Linked DNA regions of Homo sapiens: region 2 is linked to region 1. Evidence: chromatin contacts called from ENCODE Hi-C data. All regions are on one chromosome and are shown on one strand. Each heading gives the region's core, a stretch centred on a gene start or an enhancer-like site at or near the end of the contact. The rest is flanking DNA. Distances are from core to core; before and after follow the strand shown. Region 1 holds the start of RNF11 (ring finger protein 11). Region 2 holds the start of TXNDC12 (thioredoxin domain containing 12).

The links. A loop is a pair of places that touch in the nucleus more often than their neighbours do. Pooled maps may share reads with other maps.
Region 2: a loop to region 1 is called in a map of gastrocnemius medialis, with 27 times the contacts of the local background. The contact joins the promoter of TXNDC12 here to the promoter of RNF11 in region 1. A Hi-C loop is called at or near these places in 3 of 168 maps with a recorded cell type or tissue (CD8-positive, alpha-beta T cell, gastrocnemius medialis and naive thymus-derived CD4-positive, alpha-beta T cell) and 12 of 50 pooled maps.

Annotation. Positions count from the first base shown.
Region 1 is chr1:51,232,817-51,240,583 of GRCh38, forward strand. It overlaps RNF11 (ring finger protein 11), which reads left to right and starts at 3,457. Exons shown (of 3, transcript NM_014372.5): 1 at 3,457-4,063. The coding sequence starts at 3,941. LINC01562 (long intergenic non-protein coding RNA 1562) reads right to left here and starts at 2,280. Exons shown (of 2, transcript NR_147076.1): 1 at 2,149-2,280. RefSeq lists a silencer at 3,242-3,721.
Region 2 is chr1:52,050,361-52,058,127 of GRCh38, forward strand. TXNDC12 (thioredoxin domain containing 12) reads right to left here and starts at 4,831. Exons shown (of 7, transcript NM_015913.4): 1 at 4,640-4,831. The coding sequence starts at 4,736. It overlaps BTF3L4 (basic transcription factor 3 like 4), which reads left to right and starts at 5,935. Exons shown (of 6, transcript NM_152265.5): 1 at 5,935-6,019. TXNDC12-AS1 (TXNDC12 antisense RNA 1) reads left to right here and starts at 558. Exons shown (of 3, transcript NR_126385.1): 1 at 558-605; 2 at 1,424-1,489; 3 at 2,047-2,323. RefSeq lists silencers at 4,855-5,259, 6,120-6,359 and enhancers at 5,425-6,138, 6,139-6,850.

The sequences.
Region 1 (7,767 bases), core at 2,207-4,706:
AAATAAAAGTAGAACAAATATAAAGGTCTGAATGTAGCCCTGCTAACTGTTCACCTACTTGTCTCATCTACTTGAGTTTGAGCTATTTGAAGGCAGGGACCATGTCCAAGCCATTAATGGGCTTCAAATGCTCCTCCCATCTTCTGGTGAACAACTAGCCTTGTTTGTTTGTTTGTTTACTGAGACGGAGTCTCACTCTGTTATCCAGGCTGGAGTGCAATGGCGTGATCTCGGCTCACTGCAACCTCCGCCTCTCAGGTTCAAGTGATTCTCCTGCCTCAGCCTCCTGAGGAGCTGGGATTACAGGTGCATGCCACCATGCCCGGCTAATTTTTGTATTTTTAGTAGAGATGGGGTTTCGCCACATTGGCCAGGCTGGTTTTGAACTCCTGACCTCGTGATCCACCCGCCTCGGCCTCCCAAAGTGCTGAGATTACAGGCGTAAGCCACTGCACCCAGCCCAAGCTAGTTTTAAACTTAACAATATAACTTATTTTCACAAGGCACTATAGAACTTTTCAAGGGCTTGTGTCAGTGTTACCCACCTGTGGAAAAAAAGAATGAAAAACAAAACTTAAAAAAATAAATCTGGCCTGGCGAGCTGGCTCACGCCTATAATCCCAGCACTTTGAGAGGCCAAGGTGGGTGGATCACCTGAGGTCAGGAGTTCGAGACCAGCCTGGCCAACATAGTGAAACCCCGTCTTTACTAAAAATACAAAAAATTAGTTGGGCGTGGTGGTGCGCGCCTGTAATCCCAGCTATTCAGGAGGCTGAGGCAGGAGAATTGCTTGAACCGGGGAAGTAGAGGTTGCGGTAAGCCAAGATCGCACCATTGCACTCTAGCCTGGGCAACACAAGCAAAACTCTGTCTCAAAAAATAAAAATTAAAAAAAATTAAAACTAACTAAATAAATCTATGTCTGGCCAGGCATACAGTGGCTCACACCTGTAATTCCAGCACTTTGGGAGGCTGAGGCGGGAGGATCGCTTGCGCCCAGGAGTTTGAGACCAGCCTGGGCAACATGGCAAGACTTCGTCTCTACCAAAAACAAAAACAAATGCAAGGCATGGTGGTGTGCATCTGTAGTTCTAGTTACTGGAGAGGCCTGAAGCAGGAGGATCACCTGAGCCCAGGAGGTTGAAGCTGCAGTGAGCCTCGATCAAGCCAGCCTGGGTGACAGAGTGAGACCCTGTCTCCAAAACAAACAAACAATGTCTACAAATTCTAGCACTGTGTAAATATTATGTCAAATAATTGTATAAATTATTATTAATAAAAATTTCTTTAGGTTTGACAATAATTTGTGGGGTAAATTTTCTCACTTTGTAAAAATTCCAGGGTACCTCTGATTTCTGGTAAATTTAGCCAATCATAAATTAAATGAGTTCTTGGAAGCTCAACAATTCCAAAACCAAAATTGTGAGTCAGTTTGTTCTTTCTTTCCTTCTTTCCTTTCTTTTTCTTTTTCTTTCTTTCTTTCTTTCTTTCTTTTCTTTCTTTCTTTCTTTTCTTTCTCTTTTCTCTTTCTCTTTCTCTCCCTTCCTTCTTTCCTTCCTTCCTGCCTCCCTTCTCTCTCTCTCTCTTTCTCCTTCCTTTTTTTTTTGAGACTGAGTCTTACTCACTCCCTCGCCCACGCTAGAGTGCAGTGGCACAATCTGGGCTCACTGCGCTGCAACTTCCACCTCCCAGGTTCAAGCGGTTTTCCTGCCTCACCCTCCCGAGTAGCTGGGACTACAGGCGTGCACCAGCACACCTGGCTAGTTTTTGTATTTTTAGTAGAGATGGGGTTTCACCATGTTGGCCAGGCTACTCTCGAATCCCTGACCTCAAGTGATCCACCCGCCTTGACCTCCCAAATTGCTGGGATTACAGACGTAAGCCACCACGCCTGGCCCAAAATTATGAGTCTTTTCAAAAATTTTATATCAAAAAGGTGATATTTAATGTGGAATTTGAGTGCATTTAAATAAGATAGTGACTTCGTAGAATAGGGACTGCAGAGTAAGAGTGTTCAGACCCATTCGAGTTTAATATAGCCCTACCTCTAAGAATCCTTTCTGTTCCTCACTCAAATGAACTAATTGCTGTCTTTCAGTTCCTCTAAAAACCTTGGGGTCCGTGGCAGGGTGTGGGCTTAGGACTCACCTGATTACTTGTCTTCCCAGGTGGTCTCTGGGCTCTATCAGGAACAAGCCAGGTATGATCATCCTTTTCCCCAGTCCTTAGCGTGGGGTCTGGTATACACACGCACACACAACTTCAGTAAATGGTGAATGAAACGAAAGGCAGTCAAGATCCACCTGTTGAATGAACGTCTATCAGGAGCACTGTCATCCTTCTTGCTTCCTTCTTTTGCATATGTTGTTTGAGCTGCTCATTCAACCAAGGAGAGAGCATACTCTACCTTGGGCAGTGTGCCAGCCTTGCACAGAGGGACAGATGATTCAGCTTGATCAGGCTGTGACAGAGAAAAGCTCAGGGTCTGAGAGCACACAGGATGCGACTAACCCAGACTGGAGGGTCAGGAGAGTCTCCCCAGGGGAAATGAAGTTGCATCCAGAAGGATTCCTGAGAATAATGATTAGCCTGATGAGAAGCAGAAAGGTTGGGAGTGGAGGGAAGTGGGTTTCTGTGAGAGAAACAATATGGACAAAGGCCCCAGGCAGAGGCAATAGTATTCCAGATAACGAAAAGCATTTTAGAGAGTCTAGTTTAGAATTTGTGAAGGAGGTGACAATGCTGCTAATGAGATTGAAAGGGAGTCAGATTTGTAAACCATTTAAGGATTGTCTTAAGGACAGCCTTGAGGAGACACTGAAGGTTTTAACAGGAGAATGACATGATCCGATTTAAATTTTAAAAAGATAACTCTGTCAACTGTGCCAACAGTGAATTGGATGTGGGCAATGATGAACTCAGGAACAGCTGAGAGTCTATTGCAGAAGCCAAGGTGAGAGATGATGGTGGCTTGGACTTTGGTGCTGGGACTGGAAAGAAATGAACAATCTGATATACAACTGGAAGAATAATCTCTCTGGCTGTGATGTGGAAGGATAAGGACGTGATTGGACAGGCAGGGATGGTTCAGTAACGAGCTAGGACTTTATTGTGAAGGGATAAAGGGGAAGCTTTTAACATTTTAATCATGGGACTGATCCATTCCGATATGGGTTTATATAAATAGACCGCTTGGCGGAGGGTGGTGAGAAGACTGTCAGGCAGTGCACAGGTAAGAACTGAGCCCTAGACGGGGCAGGAGCAATGAATGTGGGGAGGCGCGGGAGACGGGAGATTGGTTTCGGAGCCAGGTACGGAGCCAAGCAGTCAGAGAGAAGCAAAAATTGACGCAGCACCGAGAACAGCTGCTAGTGGAGAGGGGGATGGGCGCCGCCGGAGCCGCCCTCGCCTCCTGGCGCCGGGGGCGGGACCAGAGCACGCACGGCGCGATGACGCAGTGCCCGAGCCGGCCTCGTTCTGGCTGCCGCCGTCTCGCTGAGGCGGAGTAGGATGAGGCCCGCGGCCGTGGCTCCGGCGTCGGCGGGGGCAGCAGCAGCTGAGGCAGCAGCTGAGGCAGCCGCGACGGCCGCGCCCCCCCCCGCTGACCTGGATTAGGCCCAGCAGCTCCGTGGCCGCCGCCGCCCCGCGGGGGGGCGGGGTGGGGAAGTGCTTCGTCTCCCCGCCCCCCCCCCCCCATCGCTGCCTCGCAGGAGGCGAACGCCGCGACCCCAGCGGAGCCCGCGGCCCAGCCTTGATCCCCCAACCCCGGGGGCTGGCATGAGCGGCCCCTCGGCGGCACCGTGGGGCGGTGGAGTCGCCTCCGCCTGATCCCCGGCCTGTCGCCCGACCCCACCTCGCCAACCGAGGCGGACCGCGGAGTGTGCGAACGACCCCACCGCTGCTTTCTCCTCCCCCAGATCACGCACCCCAGCTCCGGAAGATGGGGAACTGCCTCAAATCCCCCACCTCGGATGACATCTCCCTGCTTCACGAGTCTCAGTCCGACCGGGCTAGCTTTGGCGAGGGGACGGAGCCGGATCAGGAGCCGCCGCCGCCATATCAGGTAGGGGAGGGTGTGTGTTGGGGGGAGCGAGTAGAGGCAGCTCTGGCGGAGATTGAGGGGGCTTCGGGGCCGTCTCTGCCCCTGGCTTCGGCAAGGCCTGGCCTGGGCGGCATTGACCCCTTAGGGCTGGATCTGAGGGCATTTGCTCTCTGATCTCAGAGTAAGGTTGATTCTTCGCCTGCCCTCGGGCACCGTGTGGGGATGATACCCTCTGCCCTTGAGTTCTGGGATCAGAGTATGTGATCACATCCCCTTGGCCAGTGTCTGGTGGTTCGCTTGTGGAGTTTGGGAGTGACATTTTCCTGTCTTTATGTCTGAATCGTATGATTTCCTCATCGCACCGCCAACTGGATTATGGGTTCTGGATAGGTGGTTGCCAAGCACCACCCCCCCGCCCCATTTATGTTTTCATGTGTGGTCGTCCTCTTACCCACCTCCCTCGTCTTTTTGTTAATTGGATCTGGCAGGTTTTCCCTCTGCTTGGGAGACGGATCTCCAAGTGGTGATTTTAACCCTAGCGACATCGAGTTACTTGTGTGTGTGTGTATATATATATATATGTGTATATATATATATATATATATGTATATAAATTTTAATCCCTCCTCTTTTTGCTCCACCCATATGACACACCTTTTAAACGTGCTGACTTAAGAAAACTTGATTAGCTTGAACTTTGGAAACCTTTAAACCTGGCTTGGGAAATTCCTTCGGTTACTCGTGTTCTCCCTTTGTATCAAAGACTCTCCTAAATACGTTGTACTGCTTTTTGTACAATAATCAGTAGTCCCAGATGTGTTGCAGAATTCGAGTGAAGACCTCTTAAACTCAAAATAGGTATGTGGATGTTATAATCCACAATAGATGTGTGAAAACCTTTCCTGTACTTTTTCCATTTTAGATGATATTGAATACACCCTTTTCCAGAGGGCTTCAATAGTAGTAGTGCTTAATTTCTTCCTGAAGAGTTTAGTTTTCTGACTGGGTAGGCTCCTTTGTTGTTTCATGTGATGACATCATTATCTAGTGTTTTCTTTTCTCATTCCTGTGTAAACCAATGTCTCATCACACCAGAAAAACCTGATCATATATATGCTCGTTTTCTGAATAAAATTCTTCTGGGGGCATTTCATATATACCAGTAAGGTCCAGTCTTGATTGTGGTATTACAGAAGCCTCCATGACTTCTCCCTCTTACGTTCTATATTCCAGGCCTACCAAATACACCAGGCTGTTCACAGCTTTGTTTTGCTCCAGTTCCTCTCTGCTTGGAGCCCTTCGCCCGGGTCAGCCAGGTGGACATCTAATCCTCTTTGAGAACTCAGCTTTCATGTCTGAAGTCCCAGCATTCCCTTCCTTCCCAGCCCGAATCCCTTGTGTCCCCACTGAAACCTCTACACTTCCATAAGCAATATCTATAACACTTTAGTGTTGTATCTTTGTTAGATGTGTGTCTCATCCTTGTAATCGCCTCCTTCAGTGCAAGCTGCGTGAAGGTAGAGAATCTGTGTTTCCGGTTTGCTGTTGTATCCCTCGCATCTGCCTCAGTAGGGACTCAGTAACTGGGAGATAAATTACGAGTAAAAGCCCTTGAGAACAGGGACTCTCCCCTCGCTCAGTTTCTGGCACATAAGCACCTAAATGCTGAATTAATTAATGAAGTTGAATTTAGTATTTTCTGTATTTACACAAATATTTTTTCCAAAGTAAGTTGTCACAGGGTAGTCTCTTAAAAATCAAAGCTGAATCTGGGTGTCTTTACAAGTACCTTTGAGTGAAGCAAGCAAGCTATGTTTATCCTTCACTGTCTTTCCCTCCTATGTTTACTATACAACAAAAGTGCTTATTTAACTTTTTTTTTTTAATGAGATGGAGTCTCGCTCTGTCACCCCGGCTGGAGTGCAGTGGCACAATCTCACTGCTTACTGCAACCTCCACCTCCCGGGTTCTAGCGATTCTCCTGCCTCAGCCTCCTGAGTAGCTGGGATTACAGGCGCGTGCCACCACACCTAGCTAATTTTTGTATTTTTAGTAAAGACGGGGTTTCACCATGTTGGTCAGGCTGGTCTTGAACTCCTGACCTCAAGCAGTCCACCCACCTCAGTCTCCCAAAGTGCTAGGATTACAGGCATGAGCCACCGCATCTGGCATGAAGTTTTTATTTTAAAATCTCTTATGCTCCCTACCCTCACCCCCTTCTATTTTTAAAAAAATAGAGACAGGGACTCCTATGTTGCCTAGGCTGGTCTTGAACTCCTGGCCTCAAGCAAATTCTCCTGCCTCCTATCCCCTTTCTTAATTGAATATCTTTGACTTGTTCTCTTTCTCCTATCCTTATGATAATTGTACTATTAAAGGTACTAGAATTTATGGAAACTGTGTTTGCCTTTTCCAGAAGAACTAGGTGATGATGAGGGATGAGGGGTTTTTGGTGTCATGAAGGAACTTTTTTTGGAAATGTTATATTTTTGACAGTGGGAGTTTTTTATGGTTGCAGTTTCCTGAAGTGAATGACGCAGACTAATATACAAATTCAGTATCAATCAGAAGAAAATTACTTTAAAACATGGGAGCATAAAAAGAAACTTTTGGAGAAAAAGTATTGTCCCCCACCCCCAAAGAAATAAGATCTGTCTTAGGAATGGTTATTTTAGATGATCTGAGAAACAGCAATCCAAGGTTATTTATTCATTTATTTGAGTTGAGAATCTCCCTCTGTCATCCAGGTTAGACTGGATTGCTCACTTGGCAGCCTCAAACTCCTGGCTTCAGGTGATCCTCCTCCCTCAGCCTCCCAAAGACTGGGATTACAGGCGTTAGCTACCTCACACAGCAGATTTATAGTATTCTCAGTTGATAAAAGTAACTTTTTCAACAAATTATATGTAATTAACAGTGAATAGCTGATTGTAAAGGAACATGTTCTCTTGAGGTGAGTAGTTAAAAGATGTCATTGTTTGCTGCTTTATATGTACAATGTACATATAATGACAAGAGCCAGTTACAGTTATTTCCTATTAACATCTGACAAATTTGTTTTTATTTATTTTTGCCTTAAAGTAAATCCCTGCACCATTATGATCCAAGTTTGTAGGAAGTGTATATTTCTTTCCATGGTTTCTTTTGTAGCCTCCTAACAGTTATCCCTGCTTTCACCCTTGTCCTCGCTAAGGCCTGTCCTCAATACAACAGCCACAGTTATTTTGGTAAAACTGAGCATGACAGTCTCCCCAACCCTCTGTGTGGATCCTTGTTTCATTCAAAGTAAAAATCAGATTCCTTATAGTGTCGCATAAACCCTACATAATCTGTACCCCTTGTTTCCACGCATGTCCCTTGACACCTACAGCTAACCCCTTTGTTGGCTTCCCTCCAGCTTCCCTGTCCTCATTGCTATTCTAGGACCTTTGTCCTCCTTATTCTGGAATACTCTTCCCCAGATTTCATGGCTGACTGACTCCCTTACCTCCTTCAAGTCTTTTCTCACTGCCCCCTTAAACCTTCTCTGACCACCCTGTTTGAAAGTGCAACCTGCCCTAATAACCTGGAAGTCCCTCTCACCCTGTTGTTTTCCCCCCCAATACCATTTATTACATTCCAACATGTGTTAGAAAGTTGCGTTGTCTATTACCTGTCTTCTCCCACTAGGTAGAAAGGAGGAAAGGGGATTTTTTTTTTTAATTGGTGTTTCCTAAGTACTTATA
Region 2 (7,767 bases), core at 3,581-6,080, 820 kb after region 1:
AGCCACTTAATTTATGCCAGTTATCTGCAAAGTAAAGTCTCCCACATCAGCAACTCTTACCCTATAACATTAATTTTTTAAAAAAGAAAAGCAACCATTTCTAAACACAGCATTCAATCAGAATTTTCAATCCCTTCATCCAAAAATTGTTTTAATGAATGTAAGCTAAAGACATCTGAAAAGTATTATCCACCCCCTCCTAGCTGATGAAACCTAAATAACAAAAGGTCAAGCATCAGAGCTGGCAGCCAAGCCTCTGAAACAGGGAACACTGTACCTGAGACATAGAACATAGTGGCTAAATACTGATTGTCTCAGTCAAACAGACCTGCATTAGAATTCTTGTTCAGCCACTTACCATTTTCATAAATGCAAACTATGGCTAACAAAAACATGTATCCCATAGGCTGTTGTGAATGTGAGTAGAACACTGTGTGGGAGGTAAACACACTTCATATGTGTTAGTGCCAAATTTTTATTCCAGAGACTTGACAAAGTTATCCATTTTTGTTTCAGGCAGAAGAGCACAAGAACCACTCCCAATGACAGCTTTCTAGTTTCTCCTTTAAACTTTAGAGGAGTTTCTGCACTGAGAGACTGGAATGGTATGCTGGTTAAGGGCACTGGCTCTGGGATTTGTATTCCAGCTAGTCCACTGGACTCCTTTGCCTCATTTGAGGTTTTTTCATCTGTTAAGTGGGAATAATGATAAAAACATTGTCCATCTCATAGGGTTATTATGAGGCTTAGTCAATACATGAAAAATGCACACAACAGCACCTGGAGGATAGTAAATGTACAGTAAATATTGGTCACTACTTCTCCCCATGGGTGATGTACTCCAAATTTTTAGTCCATGGAGAACAATGTAATTATTTTGGAACTCTATAGAACGTTAGAGCTGGAAGAGATCTTAGGAAGTACTTCTAGTACAACTTTCTCATTGATTAATTGGTTGTCACGTAGGACCAGAACTAAATGGCCTGATCAGGATTACAATCCAGGCCTCCTAATTTATTTATTTATTTTTTTTGAGACAGAGTATCACTCTGTTGCCCAGGCTGGAGTGCAGTGGCACTATCTTGGCTCACTGCAACCTCCGCCTCCCAGGTTCAAGCAATTCTCCTGCCTCAGCCTCCCGAGTAGCTAGGATTACAGGCGTGTGCCACCACGCCTGGCTAATTTTTGTATTTTTTTTAGTAGAGATGGGGTTTCGCCATGTTGGCCAGGCTGGTCTTGAACTCCTGACCTCAGGTGATTGACCTGCCTCAGCCTCCCAAAGTGCTGGGATAACAGGCATGAGCCACCGTGCCCAGCCTGGGCCTTCTAATTTCTATTTAGTGCTAAGTCCACATCACTGTGCTGCTTCTTCTTAATGAAAACAGTAGAGATCATTCAGTCTCTCCTCTCTGTAAACCACCAGGCCATCGTCCGGAAACATCTGGGAAGAAATCCATCTCATTAAGACTTTCAGCAACCATTGCCTCAGGTAGCACTTTTTTGGAAGGTAGGGTAAGTGGGGTATAATCTACTTCCCAAGAATCCATACCCAAGAGATACATAAAACAAAAGTTTGAAATAGTATTAATTCCTTTTAGGGATTATTATTATTATTTCCATGGGGGAAATAATACTGGTTAATGTTTATTAAATATTTTCTAAGTGTCCGACACAATATTAAGTGCCTTTTGTTTTTTGATTGAATCCTCCCAACCCAGCCCCACTGCCCTAAGCTGCCCTTCTATGTGCTCCTGCAGCTACCTGGTATTTCTCTGCTTAAAGCACATATCATGCTGCCATGTAACTGTCTGCTTACTTGTCTTGGTATCTTACCAGACTGCAAGCTGAAAAAGGACAGGAATCACAATTATCATGTTTATCATTCATTTCCTCTTTCAACAAATATTCCTGAGCATGAACAAGACAGAAATAGTCCTGGTTCACTGTGGCAGATATGCCCTTCTTACAATGTGACCTCAACATACCTCCCATTGGGGGTGAGGGTGGGGGTCCTAATATTCCATTCCCTTGAATCTGCCCCTACAGGGTACTGTGGAAGTGATGCTATGTGCCTTGTAAGGCTAGGTGACAAAAATGCCATGCATTTCCACCTTGTTCTCTTATGGCACGCACTCTTGGAATCCAGCCTCCCATAAAGCTACTGTGAGGAAACCCATAGGAGCCCATGCGGAAAGATCACATGGAGAGGTAACCAGCTTAGCCAAGGCCCCAGTCATCATAGAACAGGGACAAGCCTTTCCCAGTGTGCCTTGTTTGAATTCCTTACTCACACAATTGTGAGCATAATAAAATGATTTCTTCATGCCCACTAAATTTTGGAGTGATTTATTACACAACAATGGTAACTGGAACAACCACACAAAGCTTAATATCTAACAAGGAATAAAAATACAAAATACCTGATTCCAAGGTATTACCTACACCTAACACAGTAACTTGAACAGAGCAAATTATTTGTTGAGTGTCTGAGGTAGTTATGATGCCCATTTTGCAGATGAGGAACGGAGGCTTTGAGAGTTAAGAAACTTGCCCAAGGCTACTCAGCTAGTGAGTGGCAGAACAAATTAAAACTCAGATCTAGGCCTGGCGCAGTGGCTCCCGCCTATAATCCCAATACTTTGGGAGGCCAAGGAGGGAGGATTACCTGAGGTCAGGAGTTTGAGATCAGCCTGGCCAACATGGTGAAACTCCATCTCTACTAAAAATACAAAAAAATACAAAAAAAAAAAAAATTAGCTGGGCATAGTGGCACATGCCTGTAGTCCCAGCTACTTGGGAGGCTGAGGCAGGAGAATCATTTGAACCCGGGAGGCAGAAGTTGCAGTAAGCCGAGATTGCACCACTCCACTCCAGCCTGGCAGAGTGAGACTCCGTCTCAAAAACAAAAGCAAACAAACAAACAGAAAAAACAGCAAAGAAAAAACTCAGATCTAAACCCACGTACCCAACACTCTACTCTTCTGTTACTCTCAGTACTTACAACTTTAAATATACAGTAGCTGGCTGGGCGCAGTGGCTCATGCCTGTAATCCCAGCACTTTGGGAGGCCGAGGCGGGCAGATCATGAGGTCAGGAGTTTGAGACCAGCCTTGCCAACATAGTGAAACCCCGTCTCTACTAAAAATACAAAAAATTAGCCAGACGTGGTGGCAGGCACCTGTAATCCCAGCTACTCGGGAGGCTAAGGCAGGAGAATCGCTTGAACCCAGGAGGCGGAGGTTGCAGTGAGCCAAGATCATGCCACTGGACTCCAGCCCGAGCAACAGTGTGAGACTCTGTCTAAAAAACAAAACAAAACAACAACAAAAAAAAACGGTAGTCTGTTTTAAAATGGGATTGTCAGTATTTAAAACATTCTGGCCTAACAGGATTTGTCATGCAGTTTCATCACTGAGATGGAAACCCACATATCACCTTCTCCAAAAAGCTTCTCCTGACCTTCATAATTCAAGTGATGCCAGCTCCACCAACCTCCCCAGCCTTTCTACTTCCTATTCCATCACAGTCTTATTGTTTTCCCAGCACTTGTTCCTAGTTGAAACTGTCTTATTAATTTGTTCATGAGTCTACTCTGTCTCTCTGACATGAATATAAGCTCCACCAGAGTAGGAACCTTGTCTGTCCTGTTTACAGCTATATCCCTAGTGCCTAGGACAGTGCCTGAAATATAGGAGGTGATCAAAAATTATTTACGGAATGAAGGAATGATTGCATTCAGGCAAAATGAATGCCCACCCAATCTTATTACTCACCAATAGATGTGAAAATAGAGAGGATAAGAGAAAACAAAAACAGAAGGATTGCAGCAGAATCATTCCATACAGTAAGGTCAGTGAAAAAAAAAAAAGGAAGAGGGGTTGGGATCCATGCTACAATTCATCTACTTAGAAAAGCATAAACTCTGAGTTCACAGACTGTCAGTCCAACTTTCAACTAAGTAAGGGCTGATGAGGAGAGAGGTGTTAAAACTTAGAATGGAGATGTAGGTAATGGATGGAGTAGGGGGCCACACCTCCTAACCTCCATTCATAACCACTGATCGCTCACTTACAAAAAAACTTCGCTGAACCACAGCAAGGACAATTGTTGGGGACCCTTAAACAGCAGACCTTCTACCATTCGCTTGGCTCTTCTTATGCACTAGATACAGCTACCTGGGATGCAGGTGCTGTTTCCCAAAGGCAAGCAAGTGGCAGTAACCTAGCTCTTCGCGGAAGAAGTAACGAGAGAAATCTTCAGACCCAGAACAGGGTCCTCTGCATATGCAGGTCCCCAACGGCTCTATTTCTCCCAGGTGGGAAGGTGACCGTTCCTCAGGACCTCCCAAGTGCTAGGCACTATGCTGGGCTCTTAACATGCTTTCCTTAATTTACGGGCCATTCCTTCCCCCCAATCCAATAATTTAGAGAGGCCTCAAGTACAACTTCTCCATTCCCCAGACCCGCTACTCTCTACCCCAAGAAATCTTCAAACTCCAGGAGCGGTTGGGGAAGATAAAAAGAAATCTGGAGTGGCCTAAGAGTTAGAATGGGAGGGGAACGGTGCTAGGGCAAGAAGAGATTATACTGGGATCAGTATAGTAAAGATCAGTAAAGAGAAGATAAGAACGCGGTCTGACCCTTTCCAAGCCCATTATGTCCATCAGAAGAGATGACGAGGAGCAGGAAACTGAAGCCCAGCAAACAGGTGGCCCCGAGACGAGGCCGCGTCTCCATGGCAGTAGGTGCGCGGGGCCACGGGGCTGAGCGGACGCAGGGCCGGAGTCCCAGCAGACGGTCCACACAGTTCGCCGAGCGCCGCTCAGCACAACACCTCTACTTCCCAGATTTTTTTTTTTCAAACTCTGAAGGAAGTGATGTTAGACGGATGTGGGTGGTGCCTCCGGGGTCCGGTTTGGGATGGAGTGAGCTTAAAGGTGCAGATCACGTAGAAGGGTACGAGAGCTGTTCTCGAGCGCGAGTTGCTTTTCGTGGATTCTGGGTGTCCAGGTCCCGGGACGGAGCGGGAAAATGTAGGCCAAGATAGTAGGGGCGGGGGAGAGGTTCGGGAGAACCGTTGCTCCTCGCGTCCGCCACCCAGTCCAGCCCCTCCCCCCAAGAACCGCTGCACTTCCTAGTCAAAAGCAAATTATTGATTCGTGAGGTCAGTCGCTCCCAACAGTGGGCGGATTGCCCACTGGCCTCGGATTCTCCTTACCCCTCCACAAATCAAGACTGGACAACTGGATTTCATTGTTAGGTTCCTGCGAGGGTCTCTGAGGAGACCTGGCAAGCCTGTTCTGCGGTGCGTGGGCTCGTGCCGTGCAGACATGCACTTTCCCGCTGGAGAAGCTCTGTACCTTATTTTTCCTTGCAACCGCAAATCTTCTACTCAGGGATGATGCAACCAACTGATGCAAGCTCCAAGAAAACCAAACTTGGGACCTCTTATTGCAAAACTGACTTAGGTGGACTTAGGACACCAGGATATAAGTCACTGCAGGCTAAAGTGTAAAGCTTCTGGTTATTTTTCTTGTAGCTTGAGGATTTCTTCCCAATTTTTCCCCTTCGCTGTATAACAAACAGGTGAAAATGTCCGGTCTTTTTCTTCCTGGTACTAGTTGAGTCCTAAAGTCCGTACTTAATGCATAGCGAAAAAGCGACCTAACAAAAGTACACACCCAAATAAAAACATACCGACCACCCTTTTATTAGGTTCCCTAAAATTGTAGGCAGGGACACAACAGAACGCTCGGGAGACTGCAAGCCCCAGGATGCCGCGCGGCCACCTGCACCTGCCGCCACTAGCACTAAGAGGGATGCGCAAAGCAGGCGGGGCGTTGGAGTTCAGATGTTCGCTCCCGGGATAGGCTGCCCCGGAGAGGGAGAGGCGGGGTCGGCTGTATCACGTGGATCTGCTCCCGCCGCCGCCGCCGCCGCCGTCGTCTTTCTCTGTCTCGGCTGAGGCAGCCATCTTTCTCTTGCCGCGTGCTGGTGTTGGAGGACCCTCCCTGCTTCAGGTGAGACCCCCGGCGGTCCCGCCACTTCACGGCCATAGGCCGCTGCGCACGGTCTCCCCCCGCCCTCCCCTTCCGACACCCGCCAACCGCTCAGGCTGCCACTTCCGCCGTGGTGCGGCGAGCGGGGGCGGAGGCGGCTGGCTTGGCCTGTCGGTTACCGGCGGCGCAGCTGGGGGTCGGCACCTGTGGGAAGGTCCCCAGCACCACCGCCCCCTGTGGGAGCGAGCGGGCCCGCCCTGTTGCCGCCCAGACCCTGTCCCAGGAGGCAGGTGGACGCCCCTCCTCTGTTCCATTACTCCTTGCTCACAACAGCAGTGTTGTGTGCTTTGAGCTTTATACAGGCTCTCTGTTGTCATCTCATTTGATGCTCCCAGTCTACAGATAGGGAAGCTGAGGTTACCACTTCCCGCCCTTGAGTCCAGGGAACCGAACTCAGTTACAGCACTCTTCACCTTGTAATGGCAGTGTTTGTTTACAAGTCGGCGTCCCTTGCCCATCTTTATAACCCCCCTCCCACTGCCTGCTGACCGACAGGCTCAGTGTTGCACAGCTAGTGAATGGCGGTTTCAACTTCCGTTCCCACATTCTTGCAGTTTACCATAGTTGTCCCCTCGGGAGTGGTAACAATAGTTACCAGTAACTGTGTATCTTCTGTGAACCATTCCCTGTGGTTGATAATGTTTTAACCCTCAAAACAACCCTGTGAAGTACGTGGTGTTATACCTTTCCAAATGCAGGAGGAATACAAGTTCAGAGAAGAAAAATACCTTTCCCAACTGGTAGAACCTTGGTCTTTCTGATTCCAAAGCCTGTGCTTGTCTTAGAGAAACCCTACATAATAAAAAGTCAGGACTCAAGGTTGCAATTATTTTTATCTCTGTGTAAACATGATGTATGTGAAAGTGCCTACCACAATGCTTCTAACTTAGGCACTTAATAAATATAAACCTGTTTACACCCTTTCTTGAGTCCTTGAGAACAGTGCTAAAAGATCCTGGAATCCCCAAGGAAGAACTCATTAATCATGTGGCTTTAGGAAGTTACTTCTCCCTTTTGGGCCTAGGAAGGGACTTCTCCCTTCTGGGCCCTTATTTCCTAATCTATTAAGATGGGAGGGAGGGAACTGTTTCGTTTGTAATTTATACTTTGCTGGTGCTAGCAGATGTTGAGATGACATCACAGATAGGAATGATGGGTGCAATAAAGTAGAGGTTGATTGAGAATAGAGAATTAAACCAGGTGATCTTGGAGGTCTACTCCAGATTCTGAGCTTGACATCGCATAGACTGAGTCCAGTCCTCTTTCCTACTTGAATTCCACACACCACAACTTGCCAAGAAACAAAAGACTACTCTTGTTCCTCCCCTACTGCCTTGAGCTCTCAGTCTCCCTAAAATCATTTTTCTCTGAGATACTCCTTAGGAACAAAATTTCTCAATTCTGTTGTCCTGACCACCTGGAATGGAATCTGTTCTTTCATCTATACCTTGATTTGAAGAGTTAATTTTGTTCTTGCTTTTATTTCAAACAAGTCAAGACTTTGTCTTGGCATCCCAACCTCTGTCTGTTCTCTTGGGAATTGTTACTTCAAAATGCAGAAGAATCCCAAAGGGTTTACCAAGTATCTAGGTCTAATGTTTTTCCTTAGCCCCTTTTTTTTTGCAATAAATTCCTTTGGCTCTTTGTTAGTTCACTACACTCTCATGGCCACATTCCTTTGAGAAAAGTGAATGTTGGTCCTTTTCTGT